Linked DNA regions of Homo sapiens: region 1 is linked to region 2. A link is a contact called in ENCODE Hi-C or POLR2A ChIA-PET data. All regions are on one chromosome and are shown on one strand. The core of a region is the stretch at or near the end of the contact, and the rest is flanking DNA. Distances in the headings are between cores, read along the strand shown.

What was found. A loop is a pair of places that touch in the nucleus more often than their neighbours do. ChIA-PET counts read pairs that join two places held with the same protein, here RNA polymerase II (POLR2A). Pooled maps may share reads with other maps.
Region 1: a loop to region 2 is called in a pooled map, with 4 times the contacts of the local background. The contact joins the promoter of NDRG3 here to the enhancer-like site in region 2. A Hi-C loop is called at or near these places in 1 of 37 single-sample maps with no recorded cell type and 2 of 50 pooled maps. POLR2A ChIA-PET finds 5 or more read pairs at or near these places in 3 of 52 experiments (activated B cell, activated CD4-positive, alpha-beta T cell and activated CD8-positive, alpha-beta memory T cell).

What each region holds. Positions count from the first base shown.
Region 1 is chr20:36,741,396-36,747,349 of GRCh38, forward strand. It overlaps NDRG3 (NDRG family member 3), which reads right to left and starts at 4,695. Exons shown (of 16, transcript NM_032013.4): 1 at 4,650-4,695. RefSeq lists enhancers at 4,158-5,124, 4,849-4,948 and silencers at 4,319-4,508, 4,539-4,738.
Region 2 is chr20:37,040,262-37,046,220 of GRCh38, forward strand. It overlaps RBL1 (RB transcriptional corepressor like 1), which reads right to left. Exons shown (of 22, transcript NM_002895.5): 13 at 3,825-3,989; 14 at 1-24. Among named protein-coding and RNA genes, the nearest start is that of RBL1, 53 kb to the right of the region's middle. RefSeq lists enhancers at 3,163-3,262, 4,003-4,172. Within about 2 kb of position 3,335, at least 6 of the 41 ENCODE cell types and tissues checked have a DNase peak (open chromatin) inside an H3K27ac peak, as active enhancers do.

The sequences.
Region 1 (5,954 bases), core at 3,445-5,944, 300 kb before region 2:
AATGTTTGTTGGATGACACTAGATTACTTTAGCAAGCTCTTTTTTTAATCCATAAATATTTTACTATATATCTTCAAAAAAGATTCTTATTTTTCTTTCATTTTTAAAACACAAAAGCATTATGTGCACAATGCAAAAATAATATAGAAAGGTAAAAAAGTAAATTCCCCAAGCCTCTAAATCTTACTCCCAGAAGTGAGGACCATTAGAGCTTGGTATATATCTTTCCAGAACTCTCCTATGTCAGTATACCCCCACACCTGACTCACACGCACTTTTTTGAAACAAGTTATTTGACAGTTTCTGACTCTAGCTGCTCAACCTTCTAATCAAGTGGTTCTCAAAGTGTGATCCTTAGACCAGCAGCATCAGCATCATCTGGGAACTTGTTAGAACTGCAAATTCTCGGATTCCACTCCAGAACTAATGAATCAGAAACTCTGAAGGTCGAGCCCAGGAATATGGGTTTTAATAAGCTCTCAAGGTAATGCTGGTGCACACTAAAGATTGAGAACCACTGCTCTAAGCCAGCCAAGCCAATTTTTTTACTGTCCGTTAAACATGGCAGGCACTGCTATCTTGTCTGTTTTATCAGCCCCGATTCAAAATGTTTTCCTGTCCTTTTGATTAATTCTGACCCTATCCACCTGTCAAAGCCCAGAAAGTCAAAACCCAAAGTGGTCTCACCACCACATCTCATACTGATCCTTCTTGCCCCCTTTCCCCAGCTCCCATGATACAGCTAGTCCCCCTACCATATAATTTAACAATTATATATACGCTGACTTCAACATTAGAGAACAGTGCTTTACTCTTCCCCAACAGACCATAACCTCCTTGAAGACATGAATCATGTTTTTGTATGTCTTCTCCCACCCCTGTTCTAAGCACATAAATAGAATCATAATAGAGTTGCTAGTTAATGTCTTTAAGGATGAATTCACTGAGAAGAAATACTGATAAACCTTTAGTGGCTAAAAAGTCTGGAATTTCAAGTTGTAGCCAGTTCTGCGACCTTGGACAAGTTCAATTCTCAAGGTGCCCCCCGCCACCTTTCTTTCTTAATAGTGCTTGAAAATAGCACACAAAAACTTAGCTAGCTTGATTATGGATATTTACCAGGTTTCAGGGCTTTCTTTGGTAAATGAATTTTTAAAAATCACAGTGCTAAGTGAGAAGGATGGACTTAATGACTCGATGCTCCATTTCATCCTGAATAACATACAATTTTATGAAACACCCCATGTAGGAATATCTTATTCCATTATAGTCTAATATTGCTTTGCTTGTAACATTAATATGGGAATGTTTAGACTTGATTTTAGTACAGTTAAAGACAATGTTTCCCAATTAGCTAGTAAGTTCTCTCAACAGGAACCTGTTTGATTCAACTGTGAATCTTCCACCATATCAGGCGCCATACATCCATGCCTTACCCATAGTCAATATATTTACAGAAAATTATTTGGAAAAACTCTTTAAGAACCTTCATTTAAATAAAGAATCTATGCACATATCTGCTGCCTCCCAAAGGACCTTTTTGAATATTTATTATTATAAATACCATGTAATGATATACAGTAAAAATTGTGATTACTTTGATACAACCAGGGGCAATCAGCCACAGAGGGCAAAAGAATGTAAAAATGGATTTCTCATGCATTGAGGGACAGACTAAAGGGGTATAAGCCTCAGACTATCCTACTGCAACATGCAAATGAAAAGTACCCTGTACATCGAAATAGCATATACCAACTCCACTGTAAACAGGCATTTTTCCCTGCTCAGAAGTAACAATTTAGAATAAAACAAAAGCAGCCGGGCTCGGAGGCTCACGCCTGTAATCCCACCACTTTGGGAGGCAGAGGCAGGCGGATCACCTGAGGTCAGGAATTCAAGACCAGCTTGGCCAACATGGTGAAAATCCGTCTCCACTAAAAATACAAAAAATAGCTGGGCATGGTGGCGGGCGCCTGTAATTCCAGCTACTTGGGTGGCTGAGGCAGGAAAATCGCTTGAACCCAGGATGCGGAGGTTGCAGTGAGCCGAGATTGCGCCACTGCACTCCAGCCTGGGCAACAAGAGCGAAACTCCGTCTCAAAAAATAATAATAATAATAATAAAACAAAAGCAGCTCGGCCTGGCTTGGTGGCTCACGCCTGTAATCCCAGCACTATGGGAGGCCGAGGCAGGCGGATCACGAGGTCAGGAAATCGAGACCATCCTGGCTAACACGGTGAAACCCTGTCTCTACTAAAAAAATACAAAAAAAATTAGCTGGGGGTGGTGGCGAGCACCTGTAGTCCCAGCTGCTCAGGAGGCTGAGGCAGGAGAATGGCGTGAATCTGGGAGGCGGAGCTTGCAGTGAGCCGAGATGGCGCCACTGTACTCCAGCCTGGGCAACAGAGCGAGACTCCGTCTCAAAAAACAAACAAAAACAAACAAAAAACAAACAAAAAACAAAAGCAGCTCAATCGTGAGTGCACGTTCAAGTAACATAAACAAGCTTTTTTTTTTTTTTTTTTTTTGAGACGGAGCTCTGTTGCCCAGGCTGGAGTGCAGTGGCGCGATCTCGGCTCACTGCAAGCTCCAGCTCCCGGGTTCACGCCATTCTCCTGCCTCAGCCTCCCGAGTAGCTGGGACTACAGGCGCCCACCACCACACGCGGCTAATTTTCTGTTATTTTTTAGTACAGACGGGGTTTCCCCGTATTAGCCAGGATGGTCTCCATCTCCCGAACTCGTGATCCACCCACCTCGGCCTCCCAAAGTGCTGGGATTACAGGCGTGAGCCGCAGCGCCCGGTCCATAAACAGGCTTTTTGATGCAAGACTCTTATCTGCAAGTTTTCAAAAACAACAGGGTGGATGGAGGCCTTTGAGTGGTAAATGGTGATGACAAGTTTAATCTGAAGGAAGAGACAAGCAAAGAGAAACTGAAGGGCAGGAAGGAGGAACAGAAGGGCACCAGAAGAACACCACGCTTTGAGTAATGAAAAGGGGGGGTGGAAATTAACTGAGTCCTTACCAAGGATCTACTGTGAGCCAGGCATCTGGAGCTGCAAAGATGGACCATGCCCTCAAGGGGCTAGAAGTCCGCAGGGTAAGACTGAGGCTAAGACCCTGTTTTGTGAACGTGTAATTCTAATTGGGAAAATCAAGCAGGGAAGGCTTCACAGAGAAGGTGGTGATTTAGTGGAGCCTTTGAAATGTGGAGGAGGATTTGCTAAGGGAGAAAAACGACAGTTTGAGCTAGTTATTTTGGGGGAGAAACATTCACATATTTTTATAGCTGTTCATTTGGAACTTTAAATCATGGGAGGCTTCTTAAATTCAGCACCACTCTATCAATGTTCTCTTTCTCTTCTTGCTTTATCTTAAATACTGAAATGTTCAAGCCCAACCTTGGGGCAAAGGCAGAAAGCCTCGGACAGAAAGCCCCGGAATGAGGTGAGTGCTAGCCAAATCTGCTCTGTCACCTCCAAGTCCAGCCCGCCCAGCTAGCCCAGTCAGCCCAGTCCTGCTCTCTTGGCAGGAAAGGAAGGCTAATAATATCCCCTGAGGGCCAGGGTAAGGGGGGGGGGGGGCGCGGCGGGGGTGATCTGGATGCCAGCAGGCAAGGATCACTCTTGTTCTGTCAGTAAGCCACCAAAGGAAAGCTTCCCTGCTTCCTAATCCACGGGGCTCCTAGTCTACCTGTGATAGGGAGGCCAGCTCTGCAGGAAGAAAAAAAGGGCTTCATGACAAGGAAGGGGGAAGCATTTGGATTGGGAAGTGCAGAGGTGGTTATGCGAGGTTATCTTAATAAAATGCTTAGCAAGATCCCTGGCACACAGCGAGCGGTGGAAGAACGTTAGCTCTTATATTAATAACACTATTATTATTACAGTAACACCTCAATTGTACTCCGACAACAAGAAAATCTTTTTTGTGCAGCCTACTTTTACGACGTTCGAGAGCAACTTCAGAGATGACAAGTGATTTCAAAATTTTTTCAAAGGTACGAGATCAAATTCCAACCGCACTGGCCTGAGAGCCCGAGACCCTGAGTTGAGAGCTGACCCTGCCACTTGTCAGCTGCGTGACCTTGGGCATGGCACTTCACCTTTCCGTGCCTCAGTTTCCTCGGCTGTTAAGTGGGGCTAAGAAGCCTCTCCCCGGTAGGGTAGTCGTAGGGTCCCGTTAGAGGATGCCCTCTGCTGCTCTGGGGCCGGACGGGTGCAAGGGCTGCTCACGGCCCCTCTTCCAAGCATCTGGGCTCTTGGAGCGGGCGAGGTAGATGGATGAGCAACCCCAAGGCCCACCAAGCTCTGCCGCCTGCAGAGCCAGAGCGAGAGAAGGGTTCGCGCCTGCGGGGGGCGTCCCTGTGACCCAGGGTGTTGAGCCCGGAGGGAGGCTCTCTTGCTACCCACACGCTGTCGCCGGCGGGCTGGGCGCGGGGAGCGGCCGAGGAAAGCCGGGCTGACCTGGGTCCGGCGGGCGGGCGGGGCGGGGCAGAGGGCCCCGGGGGCACGGGGGAGGCAAGCAGCACGGGCCACCAGGGCCTCGCCGTGCCGCGGAGATGATGCGGGGAAGGAGCAGGGCAAAGGAGCGACGCCCCCGAATGCGGCGCCGCGCGCCCCCCGCGGGCCGGGCGGAGGCGCTCACTCACCTGAGGCGCGGGCACCCGCCGTCAGTGCAGCAGCAGCGGCGGCGGCGGCGGCGGCGGCGGCGGCGGCGGCGGCGGCGAGAGGGGCGGGGGAGGTGCTGCGGTCCGCGCAGGCGCGCCGAGGACGCCAGGGCGGCGCATGAGTGCTGTGCCCGTCCACCTCGGGAACTACCGAGAAGATGGTGGCTGAGCCAGGAGAGGCCGGCGGCGCCATCTTTGATGTAGTTTTTCTTGCTGCGGAGTTTCCTCAGAGAAGAATCTCAGATTTTGGAGGCGCTGGGCGGCAGGGCCATTGAGCTCTGCGTCTGGAGCGCTTCCCTCAGTTCCCTGAGTCGCATCCTTATGAAGCCCCTAAGAGCTCTTGCAGGGTATGGCATCCTCCTTTTAAGGTGACCTAGAGCCATACCCAAGGTCACAGGGCGCCTAGCACAGTGCTCGGCACGTGGAAAGAGCTTAGTAAATTTTTGGTGAATGAACATAGTAATTTAAGAACTAGAGTCCAAGACTCAGGGCTCCGAATTACCAGTCCTCCATTGTATCACCCCTATTACAACCGTCAGCCAAATCATCTACTTTCTTGAATGCAACATTAGAGATGGAATTTTTTTTCCCAGAATGATTGCAGATATTAAACTTAATGACCCAACAATTTAACACCAAAATGTACAGGACACACTCTTCCTCTATTTATTATCTATTATTTCTTTACCATTAAGTACCACTGACTAAAAGTTTTTTTGTTTTGTTTTGTTTTGTTTTTTGAGACGGAGTCTCACTCTGTCGCCAGGCTGGAGTGCACTAGCGCGATCTCGGCTCACTGCAACCTCTGCCTCCTGGGTTCAAGCGATTCTCCTGCCTCAGCCTCCCGAGTAGCTGGCACTGTAGGCGTGTGCCACCGGGCCTGGCTAATTTTTCTATTATTAGTAGAGACGGGTTTTCACCGTGTTGGCCAGGATGGTCTCGATCTCTTGACCTCGTCATCTGCCCGCCTCGGCCTCCCAAAGTGCTGGGATTACAGGTGTGTGAGCCACCACGCCCTTTTAACCCGAGCCAGTGTCGCCATCTCGGCTCAGGTTCCCAAGTCCCTCAGCCTCCCAAGTAGCTGGGACTAGAGGCGGGCGCCACCATGCCTGGGTAATTTTTGTATTTTTTTTTTTTTAGTAGAGATGGGGTTTCACCATGTTGGCCAAGCTGGTCTCAAACTCCTGACCTCAAGCAATCCGCCTGCTTCTGCGTCCCAAAGTGCTGGGATTACAGGTGTGAGCCACCACGCCCGGCCACTAAAAGCATATTCTTTTAATTAAGGCA
Region 2 (5,959 bases), core at 2,085-4,584:
TTCAAAGTTATTTGGGAATATAACCTGTAGAAAACAAAAACCCTTTGATTTACATATAGATAAACTTGCTGATTAAAACTTATTAAAAATGTTTTCTTTTCTTTTTTTGAGATAAAGTCTCATTCTGTTGCCCAGGCTGGAATGCAGTGGCACGATTTCAGCTCACAGCAACCTCCAACGCCCGGGGTTCAAGTAATTCTCCTTCCTCAGCCTCCTGAGTAGCTGGGACTACAGGTGTGTGCCATCATGCCCGGCTAATTTTTGTATTTTTAGGAGAGACGAGGTTTCACCATGTTGGCCAGGCTGATCTCGAATTCCTGACCTCAGATGATTCACCCACCTCAGCCTCCCAAAGTGCTAGGATTACAGGTGTGAGCCACTGTGCCTGGCCGAAAAAGTGTTTTCTTAACTTTTTTTTACTATTTTATTTCTTTCTCACTTCTTCACAAAATACAACTTGGATAAAGTGCTCAATTCTTAATGTTAACGAACGTATGGAAAGAGTTCATTTCATTTAACCTTATAATTTATATAGGTAAGTTACCAACCACAAGAACTAAACCTCTGAGGTAGGCAGTATCATTCTCCATTTAGGGATGAGAAAATTGAGGATCTGAATGTGAAATTTGCCCAAGGTCACACAACTAGTAAGTTATAAGAGCAACGGCTTCAATACTAATCCTTCTTCAAGTTCACAGCTTTTTTGAACTTGAAGGAGTCTGAAGTTCTTCAATGGAAATAAACTGATGAATACTGAAGAGTGGCCCAATAAGTTACTGTCTGCTGCAAAAGACCAAAGAAGTATGGAAGAGAGATTTCAAGAAACCATCTTCTTTCCAATTCCTCCTGGCCTTGGACAGTTCTAGTAGTTTGGGATTAGGGAAAAATTCAAGAAGATTAATGAAGTACATAAGGAGACAAAACAAAGAATCAAAAGACACGAGTTACAAAAGAATAACAGAAGTAGACAAAAAAAACCCCACAATTTCTCACGATACTACTATTAAAAATGTAATTTGTGCACAACTCTGGGCACACATTTTTAATTTTTATTTATTTATTCATTTAATTTTTTTTTGAGACACAGTCTCGCTCTGTTGTCCAGGCTGGAGTGCAATGGCACGATCTCAGCTCACTGCAACCTCCGCCTCCTGGGTTCAAGCAATTCTCCTGCCTCAGCCTCCCAAGTAGCTGGGATTATGGGTGTGTGCCACCATGCCCAGCTAATTTTTTGTATTTTTAGTAGAGACGGGGTTTCACCATATTGGCCAGCCTGGTCTCGAACGCTTGACCTCAGGCAATCCACTTGCCTTGGCCTCCCAAAGTGCTGGGATTATAGTCATGAGCCACTGCACCAGCCTCTGTTTTTTATTTTTTAATTCTGAATACCACCAATGAAAAGTGTTCAATCTTTATACAGACATTTGAAAATTTTTAAGTAAGTTTAATGGTTTCCTAGACATGATATCAAAAAGCAGAAGCAAAAGAAAAAATATCTGAATTGGACACCATCAAAATTAAAAATTTTTGCATTTCAAAGACACCATCAAGAAAGTGAAAAGACAGGCCAGGTGCAGTGGCTCATGCCTGTAATCCCAGCACTTTGGAAGACCATCCTGGCTAACACGGTGAAACCCTGCCTCTACCACAAATATAAAGAAATTAGCTGGGCGTGGTGGTGGGTGCTTGTAGTCCCAGCTACTCAGGAGGCTGAGGCTGGAGAATGGCGTGAACCCGGGAGGTGGAGCTTGCAGTGAGCCGAGATCACGCCACCGCACTCCAGCCTGGGCAACAGAGCAAGACTTTGTCTCAAAAAAAAAAAAAAAAAAAGAAAGTGAAAAGACAACCTAGAAAATGGGAGAAACATTTTGCAAATCATTTATCTGATAAGGGATTTGTATCTAGAATAGATGAAGAACTCCTATAATTCAATAATAAAAAGACAACCCAATTACAAAATGGGCAAAAGATCTGAATAGACATTTCTCCAAAGAAGATATGCAAACAGCTTACAAGCACATAAAAAGATGTTGATCATCATTAGCCACCAGGGAAATGCAAATAAAACCACAATGAGATATTACTTCACTCCTACTAGAATGGCAGGATTAAAAAGGCAGATAATAACAAGCATTAGCAAGGATATGAAGAAACTGGAATCTTTCTACATTGACCGTAGGAACAATAAAATGGTGCAGCCATTTTAGAAAGCAGTCTGACAGTTTCCCAAAAGCTTAAACAGAGTTACCATATGAACCTGCAATTCCACTCCAAGAAAAATGAAAACATATGTACATATGTTCACACAAAAACTTGTGCCTGAATGTTCATAGCAGCATCAATCATAATAGCCAAAAGGGGTTAGTTGTGGTGGCTCATGCCTGTAATCCCAGCACTTTGGGAAACTGAGGTGGGAGGATCGCTTGAGCCCAGGAATTCAAGACTAGCCTGGGCAACATAGGGAGATCCCATCTCTACAAAAACTACAAAAATTAGCCAGGTGTGGTGTGTGTGCCTGTAGTCCCAGCTACTCAGAAGGCTGTGGGGAGATCATTTGTGCCTGGGAGGTTGAGGCTGCAGTGAGCCGTGATGGCGCCACTGCACTCCAGCCTGGGTGACAGAGTGAGATCTTGTCCCCCCCCCTCCAAAAAAAAAAAAAAAAAAGTCAAAAGGTGGAAACAACTCAAATATTTATCAACCGATGAATGGATAAATAAAATGTAGCATCCATACAATGGAATATTACTTAGCAACAAAAGGAAATGAGCCAGATGTGGTGGCTCACACTTGCAATTCTAGCACTTTGGGAGGCTGAGATGGGAGGACTGCTTGAGCTCAGGAGTTTGAGATCAGCCTGTGCAACATGGCAAGATCCTGTCTCTACACACACATGCGCGCGTGCACACACACACACACACACACACAATTAGCCGGGTGTGGCCAGGCGCGGTGGCTCAAGCCTCTAGCCTCTAATCCCAGCACTTTGGGAGGCTGAGGCAGGTGGAGCATGAGGTCAGGAGTTCAAGAACAGCCTGGACAAGATGGTGAAACCCCGTCTCTACTAAAAAAAGTACAAAAAAAATTAGCCGGGTGTGGTGGTGGGTGCCTATAATCCCAGCTACACGGGAGGCTGAGACAGAGAATTGCTTGAACTGGGAGGCAGACGTTGCAGTGAGCCGAGACTGTGCCACTGCTCTCCAGCCTGGGTGACAGAGCAAGACTCCATCTCAAAAAAAGAAAAACAGAAAGAAAAAAAAATTAGCCGGGTGTGGGTGTGGTGGTATGTGCCTGTGGTCTCAGCTACTTGAGAGGCAGAAGGACAGTTTGGGCCGAGGAAGTTGAGGGTGTAGTCAGTGCACCATCTTTGTCCACTGCACACCAGCCCGGGCAAGAGTGAAACCCCGCCTTAAAAAAAGAGAGGAAATGAAATACCGATACATTCTACAACATGGATGAACCTTAAAAACATTATGCTAAGTGACAGATGCCCAGTCAAAAGGGACTACATTTTTATGATTCCATTTATATGAAATGTCTAGAATAGGCAAATTTATGGAGACAGAAAGTAGATTAGTGGTTACTTACAGCTAGGGAGAAGATTCGGGGGTAGGGAAGTGATAGCTAAAGGATGTAGGTTTCTTTTTGAAGTGATGACTATATTCTAAAATTGTGGTTATGGCTGCACATATCTATTTATATACTAAAACCACTGAATTGTACACTTAAAATGGGTGAACTCTATGGTATAGGAATTATCTCTCAATAAAGCTGGTTTTTTTTTTTTTTTTTTTAATGATACGATTATCAGCCTTGCCCAGACTCACTTCTTCACAGGTAGGAACTTTGTTTGCAGAAACCTGGAGAGCCTCCCACAGTGCAGAATCGTGACTCCATGCTAAACTCTCCAAAATCTGTTCTTCAATGCTGTTTAGGTGTTTCACCATGTCCCTTGAGAGCCCCTCTTCTGAGCGGATCACCACCTCAATAACCTGCAGAGGAGAAAGTGAGAAGGCAATGTGGTTTCAAGCAGTTAGTTCTAGTCTGGACTTGCATGTAGGACTAGCTGTGGCTTTCTTCTTCTTCTTCTTTTTTTTGAGACGGAGTTTCCCTCTGTTGCCCAGGCTGGAGTACAGTGGTGTGATCTTGGCTCACTGCAACCTCTGCCTCCCAGGTTCAAGTGATTCTCCTGCCTCAGCCTCCCGAGTAGCTGGGATTACAGGCACCTGCCACCACACCTGGCTAATTTTTGTAGTTTTTAGTAGAGCCGAGGTTTCACCATGTTGGCTAGGCTGGTCTAGAACTCCTGACCTCAGGTGATCTGCCCGCCTAGGCCTCCCAAAGTGCTGGGACTACAGTTGTGAGCCACTGCGCCCGGCCACTGTGGCCTTATTCTGTGGCACAGAACCAAAGTCATCTTTGAACCATAATTCTGTGGCTTACTAACATCTTCTAATTTATAAAGGAGTTTTTAAGTTCTTTAAAATATGTTCACATATATTTCTGTTTTTCACGTTTTATATTATAAATGACAACTTGAGGCAACGATAGGTGAAAACTGGTCAACAGACCAACAGTGGGAGAAGTCAGGTCTTGGGTTCCAAGTCTAGTTCTATTTTGAATGTATTGCTCCTTTCCAGACTATTTTTTCCACTAACTCAAAATAACAGAATGAATGAACTATTTAAAGTGACTTTGCGTATATACACTATAATTCCATTTTATAAGGGAAGTATCTAGAATAAAGTTTATATACACAAAATATTAATAATATGATTGTTAATAGATTATGATGTATGACTTTAATATTCACATTTATTTACTTATTTATTTATTTATTTATTTATTTATTTATTTATTTATTTTGAGACGGAGTCTCACTCTGTCACCCAGGCTGGAGTGCAGCGGCGCCATCTCGGCTCACTGCAATCTCTGCCTCCCAGGTTCAAGCGATTCTCCTGCCTCAGCCTCCCGGGTAGCTGGGACTACAGGCACGTGCCCCCATGCCTGGCTAATTTTTTGTATTTTTAGTAGAGATGGGGTTTTACTATATTAGCCAGGATGGTCTCAATCTCCTGACCTCATGATCCGCCCGCCTTGGCCTCCCAAAGTGCTGGGATTATAGGCATGAGCCACCGTGCCTGGCCCACATTTATGTTTATGATTTTCTTCAATGAGCACATATCATTTATGTCATTTAAAAAAACAAAGGAGGCCGACACAGTGGCTCATGCCTGTAATCCCAGCACTTTAGGAGGCCACAGTGAGAGGATTGCTTGAGACCAGGAGTTCGAGACCAGCCTGGGCAACATAGTGAAACCGAGTCTCTATTGAAAAAAAAGGCATTTAGCTGCTTGAATAAAATAAGGATGTTATAAATAAAAACCAATTACTATGAGGTTGTTGACAAAACTAAACTTTTTCCTAATGGCAAAAGTTGAATACACACATTAACATTAAAGTGAGTGTATAGTAGAATCACTTCTCCCTAAGAAACCTAAAAATACTTTAATCACACTCAGTAATTCACACAGATAAGCTTTCCAATGACCTGCATTTTCTACAACTTTAATTCAGGCATACTTTAGGTATAAAAATTTAACTCTTCAAACCAATTTTTCTATCACCAGTAGAAAAGTACCTAGATGACTAAATATTAACTAAATCATGCCAAGAAGCGTAACAGTAGCATTAGTCTTAAAGTTCGATACTATGTAACATTAAACGTTATTGACTGTGATGACTAAACGTTATTGAGGGTGATGATGTAGTTCAATAGCTATGACCTCTGTTTTATTTTGAAAAGATTAACAAAAATAGTTCTAGCAAGAAAAATAAAGGTAAGGTAAGTAAGATTCATTCACACTGAATTAGCTCAAACTTGGGGAAGAAGCATAATCTATTATTACGGCTTTATTAGTTAGACCACCACCAAAATCAATTTTAGGTCTTCCTTCCTCTT